Regions from separate parts of the Homo sapiens genome. Here region 1 is linked to region 2. A link is a loop called in an ENCODE intact Hi-C map of the cell type or tissue named here. Cell type or tissue: OCI-LY7. All regions are shown on one strand. Each heading gives the region's core, and the rest is flanking DNA. Links, peaks and the distances in the headings are about the cores only. Region 1 has its middle 13 kb from the start of FAM20A. Region 2 has its middle 9.3 kb from the start of WIPI1.

Region 1 (16,373 bases), core at 5,343-10,342, 150 kb before region 2:
ACTCAGTTTCTCACTCCCCTGCTCAGAAACCTCCCATGGTTTCCTATTGCTTGTCTAATAAAGACCAAATTCCCTGGTAAATCTTGTGAAGGTCTTCACGTTCCAGTCCCTTACAACTTCAGTTTCTTCAATTTCCCTCACCCTTCACTGACTACCACCTGCCCTAATGTTTGTATGTCTGTATTGCTATTCATGCCATTTCCTCTCTTTCATGCTAGCTTATAAGTTCCTTGGCTCTTCAGGCATGGGCATGTTCTTTTTTTTTTTTTTTTTTTTTTCTTTTGACAGAATCTCATTTTGTGGCCCAGGCTAGAGTGCAGTGATGTCATCTCACTCACTGCAACCTCTGCCTCCTGGGTTCAAGCAATTCTTCTGCCTCAGCCTCCCAAGTAGCTGGGATTACAGGCGCCCACCACCATGCCTGGCTAATTTTCATATTTTTAGTAGAGACGGGATTTCACCATGCTGGCCAGGCTGGTCTCAAACTCCTGACCTCAGGTGATCCTCCTGTCTCAGCCTCCCAAAGTGCTAGGATTACAGACATGAGCCACCGTGCCTGGCCATGTTCTTTATCTTTATATATCCTGTGCCCTTGTCCCTAATACAATTCCTTATTTTGTGGAGGAAACTTCATCTGCCTGCAAGCCATGGGAAGGACGTCAGTTAGAGCTAGACTGCAGGACTCTCCCTGCCTTCCTCAATGACTCTGCCCAGAGAAGAAGAGGTGACTTATCTGATTCATGAGTTTGGCGAAAGGATTTGAGTTTGCTTAACTTAGCACCCCCCCCAATCTCTCTTTGAAAATCCAGCCACCTATAGGAAACCTGCTTTCTCAGTATATCCTCATTTGTTCTTGGCCATCCAGAAAGAACAAATGAGGATATACTGAGATGTCCCTAATTGGGACAGGATTATTCCTGCATGAAAGGCCTCCAGTTTGGGGGACTGATATAAATTTGACTCAGGGTAGTGCATGCAAGCCTCTTGGCTAGATCTAAGCTATGCCCTATGATATAGAGCTTTATGAGTAACAAAAGGGATATTTTTATCTACATCTGTTTGATTCTTATGTCTATTTTTCAACACATTCCAATTGAGGCAGGTTGGGAGGATGCTGTTTTTTAGGTCATCTCAAACCTAACATCTCATACATATTACGCATATGCTATAGGTGTCTCAATTTAACTGACTTGAATTCTATCCCAGAGGCATATTTTCCATTTTCTCATCCTGAGTAAGATTGAGCAAACAAAGCCTTACTTTATAACTTTATAAATAGTATAACAGTAACATGGCATCTTTCAACTCAGGAAATTGAAACATTTAAGGCTTGAGAAACATCATTTATTTCACAAACAGCATGAGGTTGGGAAAAGCCAAAAATGGATTTTCCATGTCAAATTTCTCTTCATCTGTAACCCTTCCCTTCTCACGGAAATTTATAGGTTTCTGGCTTCCTTTCTCTTTGGTCATTAAATTTAATTTCCCAGGACTTGTGTTTTTGTTTGGGGTTTGTTTACTTTTTCTAGTTCCTGTTCTAAACTTGGAGAATTTTCCCCATTTTTGATTTTATAGATCTTCTCCTCTCATTTTAATCTGTCACTTTTCTAACCTATTCTTTTCTTCTACCTCTCCTCTCCTCTTTTACTTCTTAATAAATTCCATAGATGACCAGGCCTCCTGATTCTCTAAATGCTATTTTAAGCCTTTGTATTTCTTTTGTCATCCTCTCAAAATACAGGCAAACCTACCTTTTTCCATCCTTCCCTCCAGCCTTGAATTATATGCCTGTCTTCCTCTTTTCTATCCCCCATAGTACCTAGCATATCCACTTTTCTCCATTCCTCTTACATCCTTTCTATCTCTTTTTCTCCACTGATTCCTTACCCCCTACCTTTAAACATAGCCAAATGTATGAGTCCATTATCATGTTGCTTTAAGGACATACCTGAGATTGAAAAAGGTTTAATTGGCTCACAATTCAGTATGGCTGGGGAGCCCTCAGGAAACTTACAATCATGGCGGAAGGGGAAGCAAACACATCCTTCTTCACATGGCCAAGCAAAAGGGGGAAAATCCCCTTATAAAAACTTCAGATCTCATGACAACTCACTATCACAAGAACAGCATGGAGGTAACCGCCCCCATGATTCAATTATCTCCACCTAGTCCCTCCCACAACATGTGGGGATTATGGGAACTACAATTCAAGATGAAATTTGGGTGGGGACACAGCCAAATCATATCACCAGGTTTCCCTGCTTTGAAAAAAAAACTCTCATTTCTCACTTTATTTGCAGTCCCCTCCCACCTCTAGCTATCTTACCCTTTCACTCACCTTCTTTTCACTCTCAGAAAACTAAAAACATCGCCCCATATGTTCTACCTGTGTTTCCACACTGTTGGATTGCTCCATAGCTCCCTGACCTTCTGCTTTCAGCCTAATCACTCAACTGAAATAATTGCTGTTAGAGTTCAAGAACAATTTCTTCATTGTCACTTCTCAGTCTTTCTTCAGTCCTCATTTGTCTTGACATCTTTGCTACATGTGACATTGTTGATCACATTCTGACCTTAGCCTCATGTTCTTTCTTTTAAAACTGTGGTTCAATCCTAAGTCTTGGTGAACTCTGTGGCAGGCACTTTCAGTTGCCATTCTCACCATCTATCAACAACTGATCAGCCCCAATCATGGGAAACTCTCCCCCTTTGGCAGCGATTGATGTAAGGGCAGGCACATGGCCCATTTCTGATCAATGGTAAAAGGAAGACCTCCAAGAGGGTCTTGGGAAATATTTGACTCCCTATAAAAGGCACATAATGAGAAAAAACATTTCTTCCTTCCCTTCCCTTTCTTCTTGGGATATTCCCACATTAAAAACATAAAGCATTGAGCTGCATCATCCTGCCACCATGAGAAAAGGTCAAGAAGAATACAGAAGCCAGTGCTGTGTCCTGACATCTGGAACTGCCAAGTCAATATTACAACTACACACATACTGGAATGGCAACAGGTATAGATATAAGTAGGGAACTATTGGCTATGTTTGTATTATTTGCAACCAAATACATTGAAGCATTCCTCTGAAACTTTCTGCCTCATCCATTTTCACAGAATATATTGTGAGGTCTATGCTGACCTTATGAAAATCTTTATTTGCAAACTTCCCCACCCCCTAGACTCTCAGGGCACCAGATGTTTCCACCTGGATTTCATACCATCAGCTTAATGCAACATATGCAAATCCAACTCATCAGTTTTCGCCTAACATCAAGAAGCCTTTTGTCATTTTCATTAGGATGAAGAACTCCGCTGAGCTTTGTTAGAAGGACATGAGTTCCAAGAGCTCCAAAGTAGGGGGTATAGTACAGATAGGTGAGACAGACAGAATTTCAGATTTGTCTTAACATGGCTTAGCTCTGCCTGGGTGTTCTGGCCATTTCACCATGGCATGGATGAGACACAGAGTACATGGTAAGACATGGCCAATGATAAAGCCAAAGTAGAAGCAGTTGTCAGATCATGAAAGATGCCTTCTGAAAGAGCTTGGCCTTAATAGTGTAGATGGTGTAAGACTCTCAGCTGTGGAACAGGATGATCAGATTTGTGTTTTGCAAAAATAGCTTCAGCAACATTATGAAGGATGGATCAGAATGTTCAAGACTGAGATTAGTAAAGCAAAATAAAAATTCTCTAGTCAGAAAATCATGAGGTCCTGAACAAAGACTCTGAAAGTGGCAATGGAGGGGAAAGGATATATTCGAAAAATAATTAGGAGAGAATTCATAAGATTGAGTATGGAAATTGAGGGAAACAGAAAAGTATAAAAATGAGAACGTAGGTTGACCAAGTAGTTAACGGCATAATTGTATAAAAGGGAAGACTGTAATTATTGTGGGTCAATATACTGGAGTTCAGTTTAGCACATGTTCAAATTAGTTGCCCATGTAACATACAGGTGGAAATATCTAGTAGCCAGGGAAATACATGTTTCCAAAACTCAGAAGAAAGATTTGGAAACCCAGGTTTGGGAGTGTGAAAGATACTGGGATGTACATGCTCAATACCCATCCCAAACCCCTTCTTGCATGATTTCCTCTCCTGCAGAGGCTACAATGTTAAAAAAAAAAAAAAAAAATACGTTTCTCAGTTTCCCTAGTAACTAGATGTAGCCATGTGACTATGTTCTGTTCATTAATGTTAAGTAGGAATGCTGTGTGGGACTTTTAAGAAAACTACTTTAACTAGTGTAACTCAAATGGGAGGTAGACTTTTTGCCCTCTCATTCTTCCTTTTTTCTTCTGCTGAGGTCAAGAATGTGATAGCTGGAGCTCCAGCAGCCATTTTGGCCATGATGTGACCTTGAAGATGGAAGCCATATAGCAGGAAAATAGAGCAGAAAGATAAGAGGACCCTTGATTCCTAATTACTGTGGAGCCTCCGTACCAACCCTGGACTGAGCACCCCCAGACTTGTTTTACATTTCGGTTTTATGTTTTATCCCCCAAAGTACAATCCTAAATGATACATTAAATCACTATCAGTTTATAGGTAATCCCCACAGAGGATGAGAGGTCACGTTAGAGCCATGGAAGTGGAAGAGATCTTCCAGAAATAATCTATACGATGGGGAGGAAAATAAGCACTGATTTCTAGAGAACCTCAATGCAAAAAGCAGAGGGAGAGAAGTCAGCCAATGAGACTTGGAAGGAAGAGAGAGAAAGTTAAAACGATGTGTCAGACCTAGAGATGGCCTGCTCAGATTCCTAGCTACAAGAAGTGTGAGGTGAGAAAGGACTCACTGCCTAGCTGAAAGGAGTGGGATTGGTTAACAGCTCCATCACGGTCTACCTCCATTTTAAGGTCATACTCTTCTTGGGCTAGCTCCTGGCCAATCACTGAGTAACACAGTAAGTGAAGATCACTTCTCAGTGCAGCTCTGCCAATGATTGAACAATGCATGACACAAAACTTCTACCCATAACAGGACTTCTCTAACAGGCCCTCTTTGTTCCAGAGCTCTCTATTGGGCTGATAGACACCATCAGACCTGCATCACCATCTATCTGATCTTAGTTCCTTCTGCCCAACTAATCTTTTGACGACCTAACTCTGTTTCAGCATCTCCTTGCCAGAAAACCCAGCTGGATATTAAGAGGCTGTACAAGTTAACATGTATTATTTGATTTGATTAAATATGTATAAAATCATTTACTTTCAAAGTGAAGAGGTAGGTTAATGATTTCTTCAACTTACCAAAACTGCCAAACACAGATGTTCTTACTCAAAGCAGTTCACTTTCCAATTCATGTGCTCAGTCCTCTCTGGTTTTTTATCTCTCTTAACCCAGAATAAAACCATATTCCATCAACAGTCCTTCCAAAATGTCCATTTCTGTTGTCTTACTTTCCATTTAAGTTTTATCTTGCAATCAAATATGTAGGAAAAATGAGTAAGAATGAATTAATAACATCACAAGTAAAGGAATGCATTCGAGGCCCTTTGCGTGCATCATTACCGAATACTGTCCAGATTCAGCTATATTATGGTATAAATCACAATCATTCAACACATAACTCCATATGGTAAAAGCTCAATATAACAAGATTAATTTCTAAGGCAGGTATTAAATATGTTCCCAGAACATAATGGCCAAGAGTATTGTCAATAGAATTCATTGAAAAGGTCCTTGTTTCTGAGAATCCAACCATTTATTTCACAAAGGTTCATTTTCTCTTCCTTCCTTTTATGTCAATCATCACTTAGCACAAATTAATCTCCCAAACAAAGTATGAATACCTGCAAATATGTTGGCATTTCCTTCTTATAAGAAAAGCAACAAAGCAGATAAAAATCTGCTTTCCTCAATTTCAGAGAGCCACTATTATTGGTGTACTATTGAAAACCTCTGATGTTCTCTTTGGAGGTCAGCAAACTACCACCCATAAGCTAAATCTGACCTCTCATCTGTTTTTTAAATAAAGTTTTATTGGCACACATTCCTGCCCATTAGTTTAAATACTCTCTATGGCTGCTTTTGTAGTACAAGAGCAGAGTTGAGTCACTGCAACAGAAACCATTTGGCCTACAAAACCTAGAATATTTACTATCTGCCCCCTAACAGAAAAGATTTGCCAACCCCTGTTCTAGTTTAAAAATTATCATGTACTTTTATATTTCAGGTATTTATCCACTCATTTCACTGACATTTTAACATGTTAACCTCAGAGTTAACAGATGTCAATCTGAAATCAGATAACTCTTTTTAAAGATCATAATACATGACCTTTTTCTTTGATTAATAGGTGGTTATTATTTTTAATTAATCTATTTTTTAAATTATCTTCTGCCCAGATGACATTTGTGTTTTTTCTCGGATGACATTAGAATCTTGACTCCAACACTTGATATTCGGCCATGTTTTAAGATAGAGGTTTAAACTTCAGGTTTTGGAATAAATAAATAAATAAATAAATAAATTTTAAAAAAAGCTAGTCCCCAGAAGAGACTGGAAATAAAATATCTACTGCTTTAAGAGAAATAAAAAGATGAGTATGCCCTAATTCCAATGTTTTTCTGTCTTTCCTTTTGAAAAGATTGCCTCTCTAAATAAAAGAAAGATGACAGCCTTTTAAAATGCCTTTTATCCTCAGATCTTTTGACGTCACAGACCTTCCTATTTTAATGGAGCAGCACCTTCTAAGAATTCATCAATGAATCGTAACACAAAAAGGAAGGGGAAGAGGAGGTCCGGAGTGCAGGAAGATTCCAAACTGCTGTCCTAAATGGCAAGTGTTATGCAGACCACAAGTTTGCTCAATTCAGAGATGCCCAGAAGGCTAAGCGTGGATTTCTGGTTATCAGCTTCCGTGTGTCAGCTTTCGGCTGGGAGGTCTGTAGCTTACCCATAGAACATAAATTAACTTAGGTTTCTGTGTGATGACTTTGCCCTCCTCCTGAGGCTCTTTATTTTCTCTTACTGTTTCCTTCTCTGTAGTGCACACAACTACTTGGAGTTTGTGAACCATGGGTTCAATCATAACTTCAAGATGATCAAATCAGCATTTTTGAATGTAGTCTCTCAGTTTTCATATGCCAAGTACATTTTTACTTTCCTTTTATTTCTAAAGTAGTGTAAAGATCTTTGCATAAAAATCATAAAATACTAGTAAGTAAAAAAAAGGAAAAAGAAAATTCAGATTATTCATAAATCCCACCACCCAAAGAAACCAATGTAAAATGTTGCTATATATTTATTTATGCATGCAATGGGTTGAGTGGTACTCATCCCTCACCTCACCTTCCAAAAGATACATCCACCCAAAACTTGTAAATGTAACCTTATTTGGGAAAAGGGTCTTTGCAAAGACAAATGTAATTATGTTAAGGATCTCAAAATGAGACAAGTCTGGATTATCTTGTAGGCCCTATATGTAATGGCAAGTGTTCTGATTTCAGACTCCTGGCATCCAGAATTACGGAAGAGCACGTGTCTGTTGCTTGTGGCAACTTTATAGCAATTTGTTACAGTAGCCTGAGGAAGCTAATATATTTATTCAGTAAATATTTATTGAACGATTGTAACTCAGATATTATACCAAGGAGCTGGTGTATAACACACCAAACAGGCTGGGCGTGGTGGCTCACACCTGTAATCCCAGCACTTTGGAAGGCTGAGGCATGTGAATCACAAGGTCAGGAGATTGTGACCATCCTGGCTAACATGGTGAAAACCCATTGCTACTAAAAAAAAAAAAAAAAAAAAAGCTAAGCATGGTGGCAGGCGCCTGTAGTCCCAGCTACTCGGGAGTCTGAGGCAGGAGAATGGCATGAACCTGGGAGGCGGAGCTTGCAGTGAACCGAGATCACACCATTGCACTCCAGCCTGAACAACAGAGTGAGACTCCATCTCAAAAAAAAAAAAAAAAAAGAAAGACACCAAACTTCTCAAAGTTTTAATCTATGCATACATAGAAATATATATATAAGTATGTTTTTAATGGGTAATGATATGATTGTTATTAACACACCTTTTCCATCTAGTGATATAAACATCTTTTTATGAAAATAAATAAATACAGCTTAATCTTATAGATAAACCATTATTTTGCTCAGTTTTCAATTTTCAAACATTACACTTATTTCCATTTTTTTCTATACTGTAATAACCATTTTTTATCTAAATATTTACATACAACTTTAATGATTTCCTCAAATTTTTATAAATGGAATTCAGAAGTCAAAGTCTGTACCAGTTACGAATTTGTTGCCTCTCAGTTCCAAACCTACCTTTCTCTGTTGGGCTTTATGAAACTGGAGCTGGACCCTCTAGACATTCCTCCTTTACCAGTTGTCACAATAATAGGCTTTGTCAATAGAGGGCGCTGGAGGAACTCTGCAAGGCAGTAGTGGCAGGAAGACACTTCTCTGGGTCCCAGTCCTCAATTTTACTTCAGCATGGGAGCCCTGCAGCCTTCACCAACTAGCTCCAACCACACTATCAAGTCGCACTCCCCACCACCACCACTCTGTGGTTGTTTCCACAGTAGCTCTGACCATGGCCTCAGGCATCGGTAGCCCCTCCCATGGGCTCTTTGACAGATCAACATGGCCTGCTATCCAGAAAGTTTCTTCACCAACAGTGGCTGTTTTTTTCCAGTGGTAAACATGCTCTCTATAACGAGGTCTAAACTTCAGCCTTGGCTTAAGGGTAGGGGAACCCTCCTAGTCCTTAGATCCACTTTTCCTCAGCTTAGATGTAGCAGCTTCTTTTTTTAATTTTTGCAGCTGCTACTTCTAGATCCCTTTTACAGGTAGGTGTCTTATCACTTTTACTAGTTAATAATTCTTTTTATTAAATTTTTCCTTTTCAAATAATTGGTATGCTTTTCATCTCCTAACTGGATCCTGACTGATATAAAGTCTGTAGGCATTTACATTACCAAATTAACCTCCAGAACAGTTTCTTCAATTTACAATTCCTTCCCCAAGTCCTAGTCAATTCTGGATATTTTGTTGTTGTTTTTTTTTTTTTTTGCAATGAAAATGTGATAAGAAACAAATGATCTATTGTCAATTGTTTTAATTTGCATTTATCTGATTACTATTAAGGTAGAGGCAAAGCTACCTGAGTATATGTAGCATTGGAAGGAGTCATATCAAACCAACAATGGTTACCTGTGGGGAAGAAAATCAGATAGGGAAGAGGAAGAAGGAAGGGAGACTTTCACTTATTACTATAAAATTTTGTCTATTGTCCAAATATTTTAAAAAGAGAGAATATTCATATATTATTTGTAGAATTAAAAATAAATACATCATGAAGATATGGTGCTACTGAGTCCTCTGTCTGCCTAGATTCTACTGCTGCTAGTCAGAGTTACTGCCTTCCTTTGCAAAACTGAGCACTCAGCTTTGAAACTGGTTTGTCCAGACCTGATACCATGGGCTCCAGTTGTGTCCACTGACTTCTCCCTCTAAGGCTGCATCTAGAACATCAAAGGGAAGTGAGGGCTTAGCATATGTGCCTAGTTATGGCAACTATAGTTCCTGACTCTTCTGGGATAGATGACTTATGATTTTTAATACCCTGTTTCATGAGTTTGACCCTAAGTCCAGATTTCCAGTTCATAAAATATGGCCAGCATACATCTGTGAAAGAACAGAGGGAGAGTGTAGAAGCCATGGGGTCCATTTGCCTTTTCCTAGTTATCAAGTGAACACTGTGGAAGGTTGTGAAATGTAGGACTTAGTCTAACGCAGAGAAAGGAAGAGAGCATGATTGGTTCACCACAGACTTAGGCTGTAGTCATGCATCTATTTCCAAAATGATTAATCATCTTTTACACCTTTCATCCTTGCTTCCAAATTTAAAAAACAAAAGCAGCACGAAGAGAGTTAAGATGATGTCATTGTATCTGTCCCCACTGTAACTTATAATTTTATGATTCTTCATTTGTCAGAACTAAAATATCATAAAAATATAAATATTTGAAATTCTCCTTCCAAGACAGAAGAGTCCTTTAATTACGCAGCCAGCTAATAGACCTCCATCAGGCTGAACTGCATTGGGAATGGAGAGGGAGACAGAAGCCATTAAGAATGGAGACTATTGCCCTATGTATGAAAGGACTGAAGTGGGATGAAATAAAGAGAAGAGAACAGGCATAGGTGGGGAGGAGTTTATGGGAATTGGGGTGAGAGGGTAAAAAGGAAAAGGAGATTACAAAGCCTGAACTTTGTGGAGAGAGACATGTATTGTGGATGTTTAGAAAGGAATACTAACAATTGTATACCTCCATAATGTAATTCTCCTTTTCCATTCCCTCAAAAATTACTGAGTGAAGACCTATGTTAATTTTCAAAGCTTTTTGGAGTCATTTCTATTTATTTTAGCTGTATTGACGTTCTGACACTGAACTTTGAGCCAGACCAAGATATTTATTTGTGTTACATTTGTTTAATGTTTGTCTCACCCACTAGCTGTGAATTCATACAGTGGATTAGGAGTTGCTAGAAAACAGTTATGATACTTTAAGACATGACATTCTAAAGACCCAAGAAGTCCCAGCTTCCCACCTTCTAAGAATAGCTGTACTGTCAAGGTAGTAAAAACTGAAACAGGGAAAACACATCTGTTGTTGTTCAGTCTGGCATGTAAAGCTCACATAATATATGCAAGAGTTCTGTTCAGATGAATTGCACAGTCTGAAAGCAGCCACGCATAAAATCTGTGAATTTCTTCCCCTTTTAAAATATAAACTCAGTTAATTTAAGTTGAAATTGCTCTTACACATATTCCTTGCCCTCTACCATGTATTTCCTTTAAAATAAAATAGAGCAAATTTCTTTGACTGCTGCTGCTTATTAACCTGCTTCACCTTAATGTCAAAGCCCAACGCTTTCTTTCAATGGTCTCTTTAAAAACCTAGAATAGTCCAGGATATGAGGTCACAAAATGAATCAAGTCAGATTTTTAATAAATATTGTAAATATGAAAAGTAAAGAGAATGAGTCATAACGTGATAGAGAATAATGTGACCAACATCCATATAGCACTACCCAACTTTGTCAAATTTTAACATTTTGTAATATATGCTTCAGATCTTTTTTCTAAGAAATCATTTCAGTTACTGCTGAAGCCCCATGTATAATCTTCAACAAGCACTTTTTTCTCACTTTAATTCCATATGTAATCACTGTGCTGAATTTGGTGTTTGCTAAGAACTGAATATCTGTGTTCTCCTCAAATTCATATGTTAAATCCCCAATTTGATGGTATTAAGGGGTGGGGTCTTTGGGAGGTGTCTCAGTATTTTAGTGTTGCTATAAAGAAATACTTGAGGCTGGGTGGTTTATAAAGAAAAGAAGTTTATTTGGCTCACAGTTCTGCAGACTATACAAGAAGTATGGCACCAACATCTGCTTCTGGTGAGGGCTTCAGGTTGCTTCCACTCATGGCAGAAGGTGAAAAGGAGCCAGTGTGTACAGAGATTACATGGCCATAGAGAGGAAGCAAAAGAGAGAGGGGAGGGAGATGCCAGGCTCTTTTTTAACAACCAGCTCTCCCGGAAACTAATAGAATGAGAACAGTCTTCCTTACCCTCCCAGACATTAATATATTCATGAAGGATATGCTCCCATTACACAAACACCTCCCATTAGGCCCCACTTCCAACAATGGGGATAAAATTTCAACACAAGATTTGGAGGGGTCAAACATCCAAATCATATCAAGGGGTAATTAGAGTATGAGGATGGGGCCCTCATAAATGGGATTAGTGCCCTTATTAGGGGATGAAAGGACCAATGCTCACTCTTTCTTCAGTGTGTGAGGATACAATGAAAAAAGGGCTATCTGCAAACCAGGAAGAGTGTCCCCATCAGACACTGGATCTGCCAGCACCTTGATGTTGGAATTACCAGTCTCCAGTACTGTGAAAAATAAATTTCTTTTATTTAAGCCACCCAATCTATGGTATATTTGTTATAGCAGCAGACTGACTAAGACAGTATTCATTATTCTCATGCATGTTTTTATAATTTTACCAATTTTTTGTTTGTTTCTTTTTCAGAGACAGGGTCTCCAGGCACTGGAGTGCAGTTGCATGATCATAGCTCACTATAACTTCAAACTCCTGGGCTCAAGATATCCTCCTGCCTCAACCTCCCATGTAGCTAGGACTACAGATGAACACCATTGCACCTGACTAATTTTTAAAATTTTTTGTAGAGAGGGGTCCTATTATGTTGCCCAGGCTGGTCTCAAACTCCTGGCCTCAAGTGATCCTCTCTCCTTGGCCTCCCATAGTGCTGGAGTAATAGGTGTAAGCCACTGTGCCTGGCCTAGTTTGCCAGTTTTGAAGGTTATCTAAATAGTATCATACTGCTACACACACACACACACACACACACCCCATATTCATGTTTTCTTACAACTTAAAGATGTATCTTTGCTGAGAAAATACAGTTGTACTTCCTTCATTTTAACTGCTCATTACATAATAATACCACAATTTATTAACATATTTCCCTATAGATGGATGTTTACTTTTTTGTGCAATTATTTGCTATTATGAGCCAGGCTACAGGCAAAATTCTTTTGGATGGAGGTATGCAACCTTTGTTTTTTATTTTATTTTATTTTGTTTTAACATAATTGAACAATAGGGCCAATAAAGTTGCCCTTTTTTTAATGTACAGTTCTGTCAGTTTTAACACATGGATGGATTCACATGACCACCATCATGATAAGGATATAGAATAGTTCCATCACCCAAAACAACTTCCTAATGCTGTACCTTTGTAGTCATACCTTCATCACGGTCCCTAATGCCTGGCAGCCAATGATCTATTCTCTGTCACCATAGCTTTTCCATTTCTAGGCTATCATATAAATGTAATCATACAATATGTAACCTTTTGAGACTGGATTCTATCACTCAGCATAATGCCTTTGAGATGCATCAATGCTGTCATGTATACCCATATTTTGTTCTTTGTTGTTTCTAAGTAGTATTCCATTGTATGATGTACAACAGTTTATCTATTTGCCCACTGAAGGACATATGCACTACTTAATGTTGGCAATTATTAATAAAGCTGCTATAAAACTTTCATAAGTAGGTTTTTATGCACACATAAGTTTTCAATTCATTTGAGTAAATACCTAGCAGTGGATTACTGGGTCATGTGGTAAGTACATGTTTATGTTTTCAGATGTTTGGAGATTTACCAGATATCTCTCTGTCATTTATTTCCAGTCTATTTCTATTATGAGCAGAGAGCACAGTTTGTAAGATTTGATTATATTAAATTTAAATGCTTGTTTTATAATGGAGGATATAGTCCATCTTGGTAAATGTCATGTACACTTAAAAATAATGTGTATTAGGCTGCTTTTGAGTGAAGTGTCCTATGAATGTTAAATTAGATTTAGTTGGCCAATAGTATTTTTCAGTTCTTCTATATCCTTGCTGATATTCTGTCTACTTGCTCTGTGAGTGGCAGAAAAAGAAACACTAAAGTCTTTAGCTATAACTGTTGAATTTTCCCATTTATCCTTTCAGTTTTATCAGTTTTACTTCATGTACTTTGAAGCTGTATTGTTAGAGGCATACACATTTAGAATTATTATGACTTCTTGGTATATTGTCTTTTTGATTGCTACTTTGAGTAATACTAATATAATTATGCCAGATTCTTTTTAATTAGTGTTTGCCTGATATGTCATTTTCTATCCTTTTAAGTTACCAGTGGTCATATATACACCGGGTTTCTTGTAGGCAGCATAACATTGAGTTGTTTTTTAATTCATTCTGAAAATCTCTGTCTTTTAATTGGTGTGTCTAGGCCATTTATATTTAATATAATTATCAGTATGTTTGCATTTAGGGCTACCATTTTATAATTTGTTTTCTGTTTATTTCCTATATTTTTGTTCTTCTTTCCCCTTTTCTGCTTTCTTTTGTATGATTTGGGTAATTTTAGTGTTTCATTTTAATATATTTATTATTTTTATTATGTCTCTCAGTATAGTTTTTAATTTTATTATATCTCTTAGTACAGTATAGTATTATAATCTAGGAATTATAACATATATACTTAATGTTTCTCAGCTATTTGGAATTAATATTTTACCACTTCAAGTGGAATGCAGAGTTCTTACCAACAAACAAGTCCCTTTACCCTCTTCCCTTCGTATTGTAGTGGTCATACGTATTACGTCTCTGTATACTGAATCTCTATCAGATAATGCTATAATTTTTGTCTTCAATTATTAGGTATATTTTGTAAAACTTAAGATGAGAAAAAATAATCTGTTATATCTACCAATATTTTCACCATTTCTGTTGCCCTTCCTTCATTCCTGATGTTCCAGGTTTCCCTCTGGTGGCAGTTGCCTTCCATCTGAAATCTTTCTTTAGCATTTTTGTTAGAGCAGGTCTGCTGGTGATTGTTTCTTTTAGTTTTCTTTCATCTAAGAATGTCTTTACCTCATTTTCACTCCTGAAGGAACTCAATGCTGGAAGAGAACTTTGAAATTGTCTACCACAAAATAGTTATTTACACGTGAGGCAAAGGAAGCCCAGAGACATTAATTAATTTGTCCCATGCCACCAAACTAGTTAATGACTGAGCCAAGATTACAGTGTAAGCTCCCTAACTCCCAATCCAGTGCTCTTACTCTTCCTACAAAATGCCTTGGTTTGCTTTCTCAAGTATTTGGTTTATACTGGAAATAAAGTTGTGTGAAAAGGTCTAGATTAATATATGCTTAGTAGAAAAAAAAGTAAAATTCTCATTCTTTAGAGCTGAAAAGGACATTAAAGATCATTCACTTCAGCGTTTCATGTTTCAAATGAGGCAACTGAGATCCAGGGAAGGTAGTTCAGTTTCCCAGGGGAAATTTACCAATAAGTACAGCCATGACTTTTTATAGCAAGATCACACTACATACCCATCATTTGTAAAGAACAGGCACTTATTTGTTTATTTGTGTTCCCCAGTAGCAATGATGGGGAAACACGTACTCTCTGTCTCTCTCTCTTTAGCGCCTTAGAACCTTATGACACAAGTTGGATGGCCAATGTTAGACAATGGATCCTACCTAGCCTATTTGGAATCAAATCTGTGACTTTGCTCTCATTAGCACTGTCCTTTCAACCAGTGATTCCCAAACTTCAATGTGTGTCAGAATCTTATAAGCTGGTAAGAATCAGCTTATTGAAAATGTACATTCCTGGCCCCACCTCCAAAAAATACTAGAACTATGGTGTGGCCCTGGAATTTGCATTTTTATAAGCACATCAGGTACTTCTGATCCACAGGCTGCACTTTGAGAAATCTCTGGCTTATGCTGAGGCATTATGTGTTGGTCACGATTAGAAAATTTTGGACTTTCTACCTCAGAATAAGGTGTTGAGTGCAATACTAAATCAGTTTCAGTTTCTTAAGTTCACTCCATTCTAGGTCTTCCATTTATAGTAATTTCAATTGCATCTCTTGCTGATTACTGAGACAGCTAGCAGGTAAAGGTAACATTCCTCACATGCATCTATACTATAATAAAAACTGTGAGGGACATAGATGTCTACATTTAGTTATTTCTTTATGTGTCTCTTACTTATTGGTTTTTCAATAGGATCAAGGCAATTTCCATTGATGTTCTAAGTAAACATCTACTGGGGCCAGGCACAGTGGCTCATGTCTGTAATCCCAACACTTTGGGAGGCTGAAACAGGCAGATAGCTTGAGCTCAGGAGTTGGAAACCAGCCTGAGCAACATGGTGAAATCCCATCTCTACCAAAAAAAAAAAAATTAGCCAGGCCTGATGGCATGAGCCTGTAGTCCCAGCTACTCAGGAGGCTGACAGGTGGGAGGATCACTTGAGGTCAGGAGTTCAAGGCTGCCATGAGCCAGATCACACTCTGCCACCCTGCACACCAGCCTGGATGACAGAGAAAAACCCTGTCTAAAGAAAAAAAAAACCATAACGGATGTTTAACTTAACACTTATGTAGATGTTCTAACTTAACACTTATCTTGAGCTAGATTATATACATTTATGTTCTTATTTTAAGTGCTCTTTTCCAAACCACTTCCCACCTCCATGTATGAACACACATAAACCCACAAACATCATTTATTCTGCAGGAATTTGTTAATTCTCATTTGCATGCCTTGCTGTGTCTAAGATCCTATGAAGACAGGAAAATAAAAAAGAAAACATGTTACCCTTGAACTCATGGAGTTATAGTCTAGTATAGAAAACTGCCTACACAAACAAAAAACAACTAGTCAAGTTCTAAGCAACACGGGAACATGGGCAAGATAAAAATAGAGTCTAACCTTCACAGATAGAGGAACTTG
Region 2 (16,373 bases), core at 6,568-11,567:
GTTGAGCTATTCTTTCATTACAAAAATAAATCCAACTTAGATTTTAGAACTTAAAAAGACATTACATTTTTTTTAAAATTTACTTAAGTTAGCAAATAGGAAAACTTGGGCATTTTGATTGTGATTTATTTATCTTTATTTATTTTTTTGAGATAGATCTTGCTGTGTTGCCAGGCTGGAGTGCAGTGGCGCGATCTCGGCTCACTGCAACCTCCACTCCTGGGTTCAAGCGATTTTCATGAGTAGCTGGGACTACAGGCGCCCGCCACCACGCCCAGCTAATTTTTTGTATTTTTAGTAGGCACGGAGTTTCACCGTGTTTACCAGGATGGTCTCGATCTCCTGACCTCGTTATCCGCCCGCCTCGGCCTCCCAAAGTGTTGGGATTACAGGTGTGAGCCACTGCTCCCGCCCTATTTATTTATTTTTGATAAGCTGATTGAGAAATCCTTGTAGAGAGCCGCCTGACACGGTGCACTGCTGACCACTCGTCACGGGATCAGCCCAAGGCCGCGCTGCCTTCCTGTTGCCAGACTTCTCACTATGTGTGACATCAGACAACCGGAGATCAAGCGGGCCCCCGGGGCACTGCTGTACAAGTCACTCAAGCCTCAAACACCTCCTGTACACGCCTGGGGAGTCCAACGCAGAAAGTAACCTTCTGTCAGCATCCTTTTTATTTGTTAGGAAGCACACTTCACCTTTTTAAAAACAGCAGAAATGACAGCTGACTCCCTACCTTTCCAAAAACTTAGCCCCAGGGAAAAGCAGAGTTGATGTGACTAAATGCTCTAAATTTGGAAATGTTTAGGCTTAACATTTTTCAGCTGAATTGAAGATACCTAAACTATATATAGCTATGTATAATACACATGAATATAGAAATATATTTGGTGGTTTTTAGAAAGATTAGCAAGAATGAAAACAGTATCAATGATCAACTGAGTATGAAGATCTTATGTTAACATGCATTTTTTTCTTCAAGAGTTCCTTTTCTTGTTAACAAGTTTTTAAATCAAAAAACGAATACATGCACATGTTTAAAAAGCCAAACAATGGCAAATTATACCAATAAAGAATAAGTTCTCTCCCATCCCATTCTCCCAGTTTCCAAGGTTTTAGGGAATGAGAAGAGACTTGGAAATCACCGTTTCCAGTTTCTCTCCATCTTTCCAGAAATCAACAATCCATATAAAATAGATAGGTTGGCCAGATGCGGTGGTTCACGCCTGTAATCCCAGCACTTTGGGAGGCCGAGGTGGGCGGATCACAAAGTCAGGAATTCGAGACCAGCCTGGCCAATATGGTTAAACCCCGTCTCTAGTAAAAGTACAAAAAATAGCCAGGCATGGTGGCGCACGCCTGTAGTCCGAGCTACTTGGGAGGCTGAAGCAGGAGAATTGCTTGAACCCGGGAGGCAGAGGTTGCAGTGAGCTGAGATCGTGCCACTGCACTCCAGCCTGGGCGACAGAGTGAGACTCTGTCTCAAATAAATAAATAAATAAATAAATAATAAAATAGGTCAATTGATTTACCAAATCAACTGTTTTCAGATAGATCTGTAGCTAGATCAGTAGTTTTATCTTTTCACACTAATCAGTTCTATGTGAGTCTGAATTTAAGTGTATTTATTTATTTATTTAATTTCTGGAGCGTTGAGGTCTCACTATGTTGCACAGGCTGGTCTCCAACTCCTGGGCTCAACTGATCCTCCCACTCAACCTCCCATAGTGTTGGGATTACAGGTGTGAAGAGCCATTGTGCCCAGACTTAATTTTAGTTTAAATGTAAGTGTGTACAATGACATTCTAATATTTCCTCTGTCACCTCCTGTAACTTGTGGAGGCTGTAGCAAGAGCCAAAAGTTGCATCTACAGAATAATTTTTCTCATTATTAAAAATTATTTGTGATCCAGCATTTGCCAAGAGAGGCTGATATCACTTTCAATTATATCAATTAAAAATGAAGTTGCTGAAAGTATGTCGATGACCTAGTGAATGAATTTGCAGAAAAGTGAGCAGAAAAATCTAATGATCAATCAAATACCACATTAACAATTTATTATTTATTACTTTTTTTTTTGAGACAGAGTATCACTCTGTCACCCAGGCTGTTGTACAGTGGCATGATCTTGGCTCACTGCAACCTCCGCCTCCCGGGTTGAAGTGATTCTCGTGCCTCAGCCTCTGGGTAACTGGAATTACAGTGGCATGCCACCACGCCCAGCTAATTTTTGTATTTTTAGTACAGACAGGATTTCACTATGTTGGCCAGGCTGGTCTCAAACTCCTGGCCTCAAGGGATCTGCCCACCTCGGCCTCCCAAAGTGCTGGGATTACAGGCATGAGCTACTGCACCCAGCCATTACATAAAATGATGACACGAAAATGTTAACTTTTTTGCAACTTGTAAGTTAAGTGTGATGCTCACGCATCACTCTTTTCCCTATTACATTTTATTTAGAAATAAAATATTTTTAAAGAAAAGCTTTATGTTTTAGTGTCTTTAACAGCAGTTTCTCCTGTTTTTTGGACAGGAAACCCTACGTTTCCATTTTGCACTGGGGTCTGCAAGTTAAGTCACTGGCCCTGATTGGAAACTTGGTAGTGCAGTGAAGACTCACACGCCCGGAGCAGGAAAGTTCCTGGGAGTTCCACCTGTGTCCCCCAGAACATGGAGGGGTGAGGAAATGGTAGTGTGGGGAGGACTTCTCCACCCATGGCAAGGTGAGGGTCTGAGAGCTTCGAGAGTCATAGAGGCTGGGGGAGTTAGCAAGGCTGGAGCCATCCTGAATGGCCTTACTTGCCACCTGCCTGGGCCACAGAAGAAAGGGGTTGTGTGGGTGGGGCACTGGGGAAGGAGCTGAGCACAAGAAGACAGCTGAACCACACCTCCTCACTCCTATTAGAAACTAGGCAGTGCAGGCTGGGCGCGGTGGCTCAGGCCTGTCATACCAGCACATTGGGAGGCCCAGGCGGGCGGATTGCTTGAGGCCAGGAGTTCAAGACCAGTCTGGCCAACATGGTAAAACCCCCGTCTCTACTAAAAATACAAAAACATTAGCCAGGCGTGGTGGCGGGTGCCTGTAATCCCAGCTACTCGGGAGGCTGAGGCAGGAGAATGGCTTGAACCTGGGAGGCAGAGTTTGCAGTGAGCCGAGATCGCGCCACTGCACTCCAGCCTGGGCAACAAAGCAAGACTCTGTCTAAAAAAAAAAGAAAAGAAACTAGGCCATTCAGAAGGTCTCACGGGAGTCCTCTGAATAACCCCACAAGTGGGGGGCCTCTGAGACAGTCAGGCATTTGCAGACATTTGGAGAGCTCCCCTAGTAGAAAAGCATTAGGCAAGAAAGTACTACAGGGACATCCCTGGCGAAGACCTCCCCCCTCTCCCAGTAATCCCCTCTCATGGCCCCAACTCAGGCAGAGAGAGAGACGGAACGGAAAGGAGGAGGTGGGAAAAGAATAGAGGGGCTTAGCCATTTTGAATTGGCTGTGAGAGTGATGTTTTGATGTTACACATGGCTGGATGGTTCTGCTCTCTGAAAAGTTAGGGTTTCTGTCCATACCACACATCAAGGTCTATGTCTGGGGGAGGAGGAGATTATGGTTACAGAAAAATAAGCTGCCTCCTGCTTGTCCCTCTACTGAATTCACAAAAGCAACCAGTTACCAGTGCATATTCATATATACATTTTAAATACAAATGACAGCATACTGTAGAACTTGAGCCACCTTATTTTTTCCCATCTTAGAGATAGTTCTATTTCAGTACCAATAGAGCTGCTTTGTTCTTTTTAATGACTGCATAGTATTGCATCCACAAGTGTGTCGCAATTAATGCAACCACCCTGTCCCCTACTGATGGACATTTAGTTGTCTTTCAGTTTTCTGCTGTGGGTGTATTACTTTTCAAATCTGGGGGAAAAAATGCATTGAATTTTTAAATTTACACATCACTAGAAGAAAAAAAGGAGTTAGTTTTTTTATTCATTTATACAAAACAATAAGGCTAATGTGTACAGTGAACTCTTCATTGTTTCTGAGTTTTTCCCTCCCATTTTGTGGTAATCTAGAATTTGATGGTCAAAAAGGCCATGCTTTTGGAAGAAAAGAGATTTGGGGGTGGCAGTCACCTCTCTATTACTTATTAGCTTGGCAATCTTTCATACATTATTTTGGTTTTCTGAGCCTCCATTTCTTTGTCTATGAAATGAAGCTGATAATTCCTGCCTGGAAATGTTGATATAATAATAGAGATAATCTTTGGAAAATATAGAGCACACAGTGCATGCTTCACAAAGGCACATGTTTTTATTGTTTTTTTGTTTGTATGTGGATGTGTCTGTATAAAAGCAACGAATTATTAACCTTTGGTTTGTTTTTCCATCACCCCTTCCTCACTATGTATCTTGGCCACCTTTGGCAGATTTGAGGAATGCAAATGTATTTTAATATTAAGCTAAGCAAAGGATATCGAAGAGAAAAGTAGTGTTTAAAGATAATGTAGTTCAAAGACAAAGAAAAATATTCCTCTCCACTAATATCAATCTTTGGTTCTCAATGTGCTTCAGCAATCCCTGGGTTTACCCAAGACTCTCTTGGGGCATCTATGAAGTCAAAACTATTTACAAAATAATCTAAGATGGGCCGGGCACGGTGGCTCATGCTTGTAATCCCAGCACTTTGGGAGGCCAAGGCGGGTGGATCACGCAGTCAGGAGTTTCAGACCAGCCTGACCAATGTGGTGAAACCCTGCCTCTACTAAAAATACAAAAATTAGTCAGGTGCGGTGGCACGCTCCTGTAATCCCAGCTATTAGGAGGCTGAAGCAGGAGAATCACTTGAACCTGGGAGATGGAGGTTGCAGTGAGCCGAGGTCACGCAACTGCACTCCAGCCTGAGTGACAGAGTGAGACTCTGTCTCAAAAAAAAAAAAAAAATCTAAGATGTTATTCGCCTTTTTTACTCACATTCTCTCACAAGTGCACAGAGGGGTTTTTCAAAGGCTACATGATGTTGTGATATGATACGTTGAATACAGAAGCAGATATAAGAATTCAGCTGTCTTCTATTATACCAGACATGAAAGAGATATGCAAAAACAAAAAACGATGCCTCTGTTCTCCCTGTGTTTTGTATGTTTGGGGGTATAAAAAATAATATTAATGTTAACATATAATGGGTTTATTATTACTTTAATGCATTAATAAATATTTTAAATTCTCAGTTTTAATTTCTATTTCACTAAGTAATGATAGATATAATCCATACAAACAAAAGCTCTTTGGGGTCCTTAATAATTTTTAAGAGTGTAAAGAGCATCCAAAAGCTTGAGAGCCACTAATACAGTTAATTGGCATTTGTCAATAATGCTAGTTAAATCAGGACAACATCCTTACTCAAGAGAGGGAAAAAAAAAAAGGACATTCATGATGGAAAGTTTTGTATGATATTTAAGCAACTGATTCTGTAAGTCAGTCAGCCAACAAACATTTCATGAGCACCTATACATGGGGGCATTGCTCTAGGTGCTAGGAGAAGACAGGAGACCCCATCCTCATGGAACTTTGTTTTAGATGGAGGAGGCAGATAGTAAACATGTAAACCAAGAAATCAACAAGATAATTTCAGTTTTGATAACTGTTTTGGGAGAAATACACAGGCTAATGTGATTAAAAGAAAAAAAAGCTCCTGGGGGTAGAAGAAATTGAGCTATGTGGTTGTGGGAAATTTTACACTTCAAAAGGACTTAACAATCTATACTATGTTCATGGATTGGAAGAACAGGAGAGAAAAAAAAAAGCAGCCTACCTTGAAAATAGACAGTGCCTAAAATGGTGCAAAATGAGTGATTCCTGTTTTGGTGTGGGATAAATCTCTTTTTTTAAAAAAATGACTCTCTCAATTTTCCCTGGGAGTCACTGAAGCAGGACTCTTTCAACTGCTCAGGAGAAAGAGATCCCATCAGGAATGCCAGCGGAAGTGGGTGTTGATGTTCCCTGGGATGAAAGTCAGAGGCATATGGAGCATTCCAGAGTATAAGGTCAGACAAGGGTCACCTATAGATAGAGGCTGACTTAAGCCCCCATCTGTGGAACAGATCCCTGGAGAGGAAGTGGAGAGAGAAGAGCTGAGAGCCTAGGAATGGGCCACTTTAAATATTTTGAGATATGTCTTGTCTGCTTGATGTTTTTCCTAACAGCATGTAAATAGTCTCTGGAACTGACCTTTCATGAAAAATTAGAAACCCACCAAAGGACATTTCTAACCTCAGAGAAATAATGAAAGGTCCAATCTGTACCCTCTTTAGATATTCAGCAGTGAAAACATTCAGTCATGTTTTTGGAAAGCAAGCCAGCTTTTTATTCCTCGTGCGTATTTGCAATCAATAAGGAAAATAGGAGATCATGGACATAATAGGTACCAAAATAAACTGGTGCATTCAGCTTTAGCCAATGAGCATTTGCCAGTTCACATTTCCATTTATAACAGAGGTTCTCACTCATCAGCAATGTGTGGTTTAGAGCTGCTGCAGCCGACTCAGCTCACAAGCTAGCCTCTTTTCTGATAGTGTTCCTAAAATTAAAGGAATACTCAAAACGTCAAACCAGGACATTTCGTTCCAGTTCTTTACCAACTGACACATTTTCCATTACAGCCTGCCTCCTCTCACAGCTTCAGCTACTACATCTTCCCCCAATGACTCCTAGATCTCTCTCCCAATCTCACATATCTACCCTTAGCCCCAGATGCAGATATCAAATACCTCCTAGACATGCCCTCTTTGATGTCACACAGGGTTTTCCTTACAGCCAAAGGGACCAAAGTTTCTGGTCCTCAGTGTTTATTTTTCTGTATCATCTGCATGATTGGCCCCACTCTCCATCCTAACAAGGACCTCCATCACAGCCTGGGTGACATGGCAAAACATCATCTCTCTAAAAAAAATGTATATCTATAAATTAGTTGGGCATGGTAGTATGTGCCTGTGGTCCCAGCTACTTGTGGAGGCTGAGGTGGGAGGGTCAGTTGAGCCTGGGAAGTCAATGCTGCAGTGAGCCATGATGGCACCACTGCACTCCAGCCTGGGTGACAGAGCAAGATCGTGTCTCCAAAACAAATGAACAAACAAAAACAAACAAACAACAACAACAACAACCCCTGCATAATAGAGATCCCCGGCCGAAGCTAAGCAGCTAAGTTTGGAAGCAATCATATCCCAGTGTACCTAAAGAGCTGGTGGTATATCAAGAGATTTTAGCTAGGAGAATGAAAGATAAGATTGGAAAGAACAGGCCAGGAAGGAAAGCCTGGGATCTGCTTCAGATATCGAGTTCTTGAACTCCCATTTGAGCTTCATAAAGAGAGAGCTCTGTGTTGAAACTTATTGTCCAGGTGTCAAGAGTGTGACCCAGAATGAGCACAGGGATCTTGAGAGTACAGTAGGGCTTTGACTCAGTGAGAATGCTGGGGCATCGAGCACTGGTTAGATGTCCCAAGGGTTTGCAGTTTGCAGGCATCTCATAAAACTTTAGTGTTCATGACACCCACAAGGATGGCTATAGTAATTCGGAAAACAAAAACAAAAAAACAGAAAATAACAAGTGTTGGCAAGGATATGGAGAAACTGGAGTCCCTGTATGCTGCTATAGGAATGTAAAATGGTTCAGCTGCTATGAAAAACAGTTTTGCAGTTCCTCAAAAAGTTAAACATAGAATTACCAGGTGACCCAGCAATTCCACTCCTAGGAGTTCAGAGTGTTCTCAAGAGAATTGAAAACACGTACCAAATAAGTACATGTATGCACATGTTCATGATATTCACAATAGCCAAAAGATGGGAACAACCCAAATGTCCCTCAGCTGATAAATGTATAAAATTGTGATATGCGTATTCAAAGGAATACTATTCAGCCATAAAAAGAAATGAAATACCGACACATGCTACAACGTGGATGAACCTTGAAAACATTCTGCTAAGTGAAAGCCAGACACAAAGGGCCACGTATTGTGTGATTCCATTTATATGAGATATCCAGAATAGATAAATCCATAGAAACAGAAAGCTGACTGGTCATTGCCAAGGGCTTGGGGAGGAGGGATGGGTAGTAGCTGTTTAAGGGGTACAGGGTTTTCTTTCGGAGTGATGGAAATGTTTTGGAACCAGATAACGGAGGTGGATGCACAACCTTGTGAACGCACTAGATGTCACCGCGTTGTTCACTTAAAAATGGTTAACTGTATGTAAATTTCACTTCAATAAAAAATTACTCAATATAATTCTCCACATTAACATAAGATAGGAGAAAACATGGTTGGGCACGGTGACTCACGATTGTAATCTCAGCACTTTGGGAGGCCAAGGGGGGTGGATCACTTGAGGCCAGGAGATAGAGAGAAGCCTGGTCAACATGGCAAAACCCTGTCTCTACTAAAAATATAGAAATGAGCCAGGTGTGGTGGCAGGTGTCTGTAGTCCCAGCTACTCGGGAGGCCGAGGCACTAGAATCGCTTGAACCTGGGAGGCAGAAATTGCAGGGAGCCGAGATCGCACCACTGCACTCCAGCCTGGGTGACAGAGTGAGACTCTGTCTCAAAAAAAAAAAAAAAAAAAAGAGAGAGAAAACATAAATAACATTTCAATACAAGCAGAAAGGGTGTGTACTGGTGGGAAGAAACACTTCAGTGTTGTTACAGTGGACTCCAGCAGGTGGCAGCAATTAGGCATCAATCACAAGGGCCTTCATCAGCAGAAACAAAAATCCCTATGGGCAAAGCCTAAAAGGGCAGGTCCCCGCACGTGCGAGGCATTTCCGGGGACTCCCAGTAATTAATAGGAAAGGCTTTGGAGGGAGCTGTATGTTCTATAAAAGGTAGAGGAAGAAGCCGGTGAAATTTGGGTAAGTGATAACACAGGCCCATTTGCACGACAGGCCCATTTGCACGCAGAAGTCAGTAAGGTCAGGGGAAACCCAAGTTACACTGACAACCAATCTCCATGCTGACCTGCCTCTCCCAGTTCCCTCATGTAATAGGCCACTGAGTCCTATACATTCTACCTCCACCCACAGCAAGCACCTAAGTTCCAGTGTCTGACTTGAATTGACATACCAGCCTCTCACCTGGTCTCTGCCCCCATCACTCGCCCCTCTCCGACATCCTCTACTGCTGCTGTAGGGAGCTTTCTAAGATGCAAGTCTGCTTTTGTGAATCACCATTGCCTATACACTCATCACAGCTCAAGAAAGCTGAGACAGGCCGGGCGCGATGGCTCATGCCTGTAATCCCAGCACTTTGAGAGGCCCAGGCGGGTGGATCACCTGAGGTCAGGAGTTCGAGACCAGCCTGGCCAACATGGTGAAACCCCGTCTCTACAAAAAAAAAAAAAAAAAAAAAAAATTGCTGGGCGTGGTCGCGCACCGCACGTCTGTAATCCCAACTACTCCAGAGGTTGAGGCAAGAGAATTGCTTGAACCCCGGAGGCGGAGGTTGCAGTGAGCTGAGGTCACACCACTGCTCTCCAGCCTGGGCAACAGAGTGAGACTCCATCTAAAAAATAATAATAATAATAGAAAGCTGAGACAATGTGCTTTGTTTTGCCCAGAAACAATCTGGTCTGTCTCCAGACATCTGTGCATTGCCCAAGAAAGTCCAAGGAGGCTCCCAGCAGAAGGGAAGCGTATTAAACCCTCATCAAGCCAAGAGATCCCATAGTACAAATGTTCAGCCAAAAATGTTAGCAGCAGAAGGGACCAGATAGACAAGGAGTAACTTATAAAAATAACCCGGCCGGGGCCGGGCGCGGTGGCTCACGCCTGTAATCCCAGTACTTTGGAAGGCCGAGGCGGGCAGATCACGAGGTCAGGTGATGGAGACCATCCTGGCTAACACAGTGAAACCCCGTATCTACTGAAAATACAAAAAAAAAAAAATTAGCCGGGCGTGGTGGCGGGCGCCTGTAGTCCCAGCTACTCAGGAAGCTGAGGCAGGAGAATGGTGTGAACCTGGGAGGTGGAGCTTGCAGTGAGCGGAGATCACGCCACTGCACTCCAGCCTGGGCAACAGAGCAAGACTCCGTCTAAAAAAAAAAAAAACCCACACTTCCTCACCCTTTTCATTCTTAAAATGCTGTTTTTGATTGGTATACAAGACAGTTTTGGGGGGATGCAATGTCTTTAGACTCAGAATTTCATAATAGGAAGTGATCATTTTGTCCAGCTGTTCTTACACCTCGTTCTATGAAACGCTGGGCTCTGATAACACCTACAGGTAAAGTATAAGAGGAATAAACCTTTTCAATGTTAGGTGTTTTTTTTGTTTTTTTTGTTTTTTTTTTTGAGACAGAGTCTCGCTTTGTCGCCCAGGCAGGAGTACAGTGTGCGGCGGCACGATCTCGGCTCACTGCAACCTCCACCTCCCGGGTTCAAGCGATTCTCCTGCCTCAGCCTCCCAAGTAACTGGGACTACAGGCACGTGCCACCACACCCAGCTAATTTTTGTATTTTTAGTAGAGACGGGGTTTCACCGTGTTGGCCAGGCTGGTCTCGAACTCCTGACCTCACGATCCATCCGCCTCGGCAATGTCAGTTTTATTAACTTCCTGCAGCAAGAGGGTGTGCACATCAAGTGAACCATGAGGCATCTCAGTAAGAGGCTGTGGGAAAGGGCTTTTTGCCAGGTTTGTGTTAAGTTATGCTAGGAAGGGAAAGGTAGAAGAAACAGGAATCAGGTCAGGAATGGATGTGTTGTGAAGCAGGTGGTTTCATCATCGGATATCTCAGAAATTTTTGTTCAGCAAGTGGAGAAATCGAGTGGGTCTGGGAGAGGCTTTGATAAGAAAGGATTAGATATGCCAATGTCAGTAATTTTGCAGCTACAGTGTGGCCTTGGGTTAAACACAGTTTTCACCTGGCCTTGTGCTGGCCTTGTTTATGACTGTTGGGAACATTCCAGTCTGCTCATCTGAGCTGATTTCCATTTTCTCAGGTTCCCACATGAAGTAGTGGGTGTTCCTGGAAGAAAGGGAATCTATCTTTAAATAAGCTTGGAAAGTACTTGGGAAACAATGTTAAATAAACATAATGCTGGGCTTTCTGGAGACTTGAACGTGCTAAAGTGAATTGTGAATCTCCCAAGACACCTTCAATTTCTTTTCAACACAGCTGTCTGTGTCGAATTCCAGTGTAAGTCAGAACTTCCAGTGATTTCTCAGGTCACTCTGACCTCTTTGCCTGTAGTTCTCCCCACTCTTCTCCCCACTCCAGCGGCCCTGCCTCCTCGCTGCTCTTTGAGCTTTTTCCCATATGACTGCATAACCTGCTCCCTTTTCTTCCTGAGGTCTTGTTCAAATGGAAATTTTCAGTGGGGCCTTCCCTGCCCACCCTATGCAAAATTTCTCCTCCCTACACCCCACACTCCCAAACACACTTTCACTGCTATACATTTCTTAGCACTTATCACCATCTAAGATACTATACATCTCATTTTTCTTGTTAATGGTCTCTCTGCCCAGGTGGGCAGGGGTTTTTATTTATTTTGGACAGCGTCATATCCCTAGAACCTGGAGCCATGACCGGCACACAACAGGCACATGATAAAAATTGGTCAAATGAATGAATGGATGAATGAATGAATATACAAACTCCTTCCAAACTTCTCCTCCTTCAGAGGAAGTGGTGAGGGAGGCTTCTGTGTTTTCCATTTATAGACAGTAAAGAGGTTTTGGAAAAATACACAAGGGAGCCTCAGAGACTTTCTTTTGGGGCTTTAGGACTGGCTACCCATATCTTATCACTCAAGCCAGTTTTTCCTGAGGTGTCCCCCCAACCATCCTAGAACTAAATCATACAGACCACTAGATGGCACTGTTCACCAAGAATCTCGGGATTCTTAGCCACGCCCCTCTCACCCTAAGCCCAAAGCCTTTGAATCCACCTTCTTCCCAGGGGTGACTGATTCTAGAGAATGATTACCACTCCCTGCACCACCGCTAGACTAGAAAGAAACCTAAAGTCGTACAGCACGTTCCAACAAGCCATGCCCAGCCAGGAGCACAGGCTAACTCTCTGCTTGGGAGCAAAGGACGTTTTTGAATATTTCTAGATGTACCCTTGGTAAATGTAGGCAAAGTGCTGGTGCCCTTTGAAGAGCTGCAGGACTCCACACTCTCCCCCTTGTACTTGGCCCGTGGCCCTCTTGGCACAATTCTGCCTCTATCTCTTCACCCCTTGCTCCTCTGTCCCTTCATAGGATGAAGCACAGGTTAAGATGCCAATTCTATTTCCAGCCTTGAGCCAAAGCAGTCCAAGAGACAGCGTGACAGGCAACCTGGGCACCCAGTGGAAGGGACAGAATACAAACTACACCTGCATCAAAAACTGTCCTAGGGCCTTTGGCAACTTACTCGACAGTCTCCACTTTGGCATATGCAGCTGCCTGATGGGGATAAACATTCCTAGACCAGATAGATGTGGTTAGCGTCACATGAGAAGATCTATGACGCTCCAAACCAAGCTTTCTATAAAGCTTGGTCTTCTATTTTCAAGTATCGCCTATAATTATATTCTAAAATTTAAGGCAGGGTGATTGGCTGACCTGCTGAACCCGTCTCTGTGTTCTTGACCAGTGCGAAGATGCCTCGGTGAACAAAAACACCTTGATTGAACCTCTCTGCACTGGCATGGGTAACAGACTCTCAGCTCCAAGGACATTAGCAAAAGCACTTGTAGAAAGCAACTGTCTTCGTGATCATCAGCCAATCAGCAAGCATTTATTGAGAACCTGTAATTCACCTTGGTGTTTTAGGAAGGCTATTCTGGAGGCAAAAATAAGACAGGTGAGGGGAGAGAATGAAGATTAAGACATCAATTCACTCTTTCATGAAATAACATTTTTCCTGACTCTTGGGAAGGAATATATAAGTCAAGGAATATTAGAAGTGTTGTTAGTTTTTGCTCCCTGTCTCTCCCCTTTTAATCAATAAATCCAGAAATAATGGTTCCATTTGGGGGACAAGGGCACATGATAGGGCCTCTTCATTCACTGCAGCCATGCTATCTCACACACACTGTCTATAATTAGAAACAGAAAACCCAGTTGCACCTGCTGCTCGGCCAGACTTCTGGCTGGGGCTTCCTGCTTGCCAATCAGTTCGATCATCTCCTTTCCCAGAAATCACCCCACAGCCCAACCCCTCCTCTTCTACCCTGGCACCATAGGGCTGACTCCTTGAGCTTCCTCCACGTACTGACACATCGCCCTTCCCTCCCTCTCCCTCTTGGCTCCATTGTCCCAGGGCCCTTCCTCCTTTACCCTTTCTCAAAGGGCTACCATACACTGGTCCATTAGAGTTCAACTCGTTCTCAGTTCATGTTCTGAGTGTTGCCCCATAGCAGAAAAGAGAAAGGAGATTATTTCCTGTAACTTGATTTTATAAAAATAGAATGGACTTTATAAAAAGAAGAATAGGACAGGAGTGGTGTTTGTTCACCTAGTAGTTACTTTAATTGTAGATGGTTGGGTGCCATGAATGACCATATGGGGTGACAGGAGTGTTGCATCAGACAGGATGTCTCATTTCCACCTTCCCCTGTGAATGCCCTGTGCATGCCCTAATCAGCATTTTAAAATTACAACCTGATTGTTATACAAATAAGAAGTCTCTCCATTAGATGAACTGTGGCCTGCAATTTTGTATTACCAAACATGTTTTTAATTCCCAGAGCCCAGCTTTATTTTCCCAGATTTTGCTGACTGGTAAGTAACTTACTAGTTACTTACGAGTAAGTTTTCCTAGAAATAATGGAGTTTTTTGTTTGTTTGTTTGTTTTGTTTTTCAGGGAAAAGATAGACATTTAGGAATTTCAGTTGAAAGAAAGAGAAAGGCCAAAATCTTATTCCCACTGGAACAAAGCATTGTCCCCTGCCCCACCTACCCCATTATCTTTTGCTGATGTTATTTAGTAGTGAAATTGCTGTTGCAAGAACTTGTAAGACTTAGGTTGCCCATAAGCCCAACATTCAAATCAAGAGTGTCCTCTCCCACAGAACCCAGAACTAGAATGTTAAAAAAGAAAAACCAGCCTGACATTAAATGGATTCAGCACCTCTTAAGTTATTTATAACCTTGCCCTTGGCTTTTTATATGAATGGACTTCTGGGAAATTTTTTGAGGGTGGAGCTCTTCAAAGTGGCTGCTTACACCTCTAACAGAAATCACAAACCAGCCCTCCACAAACCACATCCAGCTAGCTGATGTATTTAGTTTAGCTTATGAGGTACTTTTTGAAAATAAGAATTAGTTTTCATCATTTTTTAAATTTACCTACAAATACAGGTTTTTAATAAAATAGGCACAGATTTATATAAAAATACAGACTTACATATTGTCTTGGGAAAAATGAAATCAGATGAGGCAGCCCTGAGATGTTATTTCCACATGGCTGGTGCCATAATGGACCATTAGCCTGGAAAGAAACATATAAGGGGGACCATTCACAGGAAAGGCTGAGGCTGGGAAGGTGACCATTTTTCTCCCGTGGCCATAGCTCTAGATCCAAACCTTGATTCCAGTAAGCATGCAGTTCTGCTGCTGATTTAAAGTGTCTGAAATGAAATACAACTTCCTGAATACCTGACTGAAGATCTAGTTTCTAAAAGCAACCCAATGGGCTTCCCCTTCCCAACCATGAAATCAGCTTTGACTCTTCCCTCTTCTTCCCTGCCCCTCCCCCTTCCCCATCAGTTGCCATGCCTGTCATTTAGTCCCTCAAGACTCTACTGAGAATAAAGTAGCCACCAGCTACATGAACACTTAAAATGTGGCTCATGTGAACTGAGATATGGTGTAAGTGAAAAATACACACCGGATATTCAATATTTAGTTCTAAAAAAAAATTAAAATCTGAGGCCAGGCGTGGTGGCTCACGCCTGTAATCCCAGCACTTTGGGAGGCTGAGGCAGGTGGATCATGAGGTCAGGAGTGTGAGACCAGCCTGACCAACATGGTGAAATCCCGTCTGTATTAAAAATACAAAAATTAGCTGGGCATGGTGGCGGGGGCCTGAAGTCCCAGCTGCTTGGGAGGCTGAGGCAGGAGAATCGCTTGAACCCGGGATGGAGAGGTTGCAGTGAGCCTGGTGACAGAGCAAGACTCTGTCTCAAAAAAAAAAAAAATTAAAACCTGAATTAACTGATTAGTAACTTTATATTGATTATCTTTATATTGAAATGATATTTTTGACACATTGGATTAAATAAATGATATTATTCCAATTAATTTGCCTATTTCTACCTTTTTAAATGTATCTTCTAGAAAACTGAAATTTACAATGTGGAGTTCACATTTGGGGCTCATTTTATCTACTGGACAGCAATGCCTGAAAACAACTCTATGATTTGGTCTAATTTTCTGGCCTTGTTTTCATCACTTTAGCCTAGTCTCTCCTGTCCCTTTACTTCCAGAATTTCACATTAGTCCCCTAAAGACTTCTAGATCTTTTCCCACTTCTAATTTGTTCTGCACACCCTGGCCAAGTTTATCTGACAAAGACACTGCTTTTTTATCATGAAACACTCCTGCTCAAAAACTAACACCAGCTCCCAGGTCTATCCCATAAAGTCCAAACTCTTAATAACAAACTGATAATAACAGCTTACACTTTAAAAACTTTATGGTACACTTCATGTAATTCTCCAAACAACGTAGCACCTAGCATGCCAGATTCTAGGTTTTCTAACCAGGACAGAAATGACTGCAGCATTTGACAGAGCTGGAAGGTGGGGGGAAGCACCTTTGATCTGAAAGGTTACAAAAATGGCACAAAGTATCTAAACAGCAGTTCCATTCACTTCTGATAGTTTATACAACACCTCACAATCAGCCAAAGAGCAATAACATCTGTGAATCTATGAGCTGAACTATTTTTTACATCAGTGGAGAGAAAAAAATAATAAAGTTGAGAAAAGAAACTGTTACATTTGCATCTCAGAAAACACAAACCGGAAATCCAACCAGAAAGGTTTAGGTGAAATAGTGCCCTTTGTTCATCTATTGTAGGTCCAAGGTTAAATATATATATATATACACATACATAAAAGTAGCTTTGTCATAAACTGGGTATTAAAAGTGGGAAATGGGGAAAACCGCAATTACTTTTGCACCAACCTAATAAATTTGAATTATGCTGATTTGAGAGACTGTCATATAACAATAACTAAAATATCATCTCAAAATTTGAAAAAATGAATTAAAAATCCATCAGCAGTTATACAATCCAAAGCTGGCAGAGCTCCTGCTTCATAAACCGTATTGACAGTAATTCCGCATGGGAACATGTACAGTACTCAGCTTTTAAAAAGAGATTCTTTGT

What was found. Peaks named below come from ENCODE experiments on the same cell type or tissue, not always from the same donor. Only the 100,000 strongest peaks of a DNase experiment are listed, where the experiment ranks them.
Region 1: it touches region 2 in a loop (10-fold over the local background); 12 of 110 quality-filtered maps call a loop at or near these places.

Annotation. Positions count from the first base shown.
Region 1 is chr17:68,606,149-68,622,521 of GRCh38, reverse strand. No RefSeq gene overlaps it. Among named protein-coding and RNA genes, the nearest start is that of FAM20A, 13 kb to the right of the region's middle. In OCI-LY7, for the core only: CTCF peaks have their summits at 8,167 and 8,375 (motif pointing right); a DNase peak (open chromatin) is centred at 8,401.
Region 2 is chr17:68,458,655-68,475,027 of GRCh38, reverse strand. It overlaps a transcript of PRKAR1A not described here. Among named protein-coding and RNA genes, the nearest start is that of WIPI1, 9.3 kb to the right of the region's middle. RefSeq lists a silencer at 8,691-8,740. In OCI-LY7, for the core only: CTCF peaks have their summits at 8,511 and 8,712 (motif pointing right); a DNase peak (open chromatin) is centred at 8,727; H3K4me3 peaks cover 479 bases.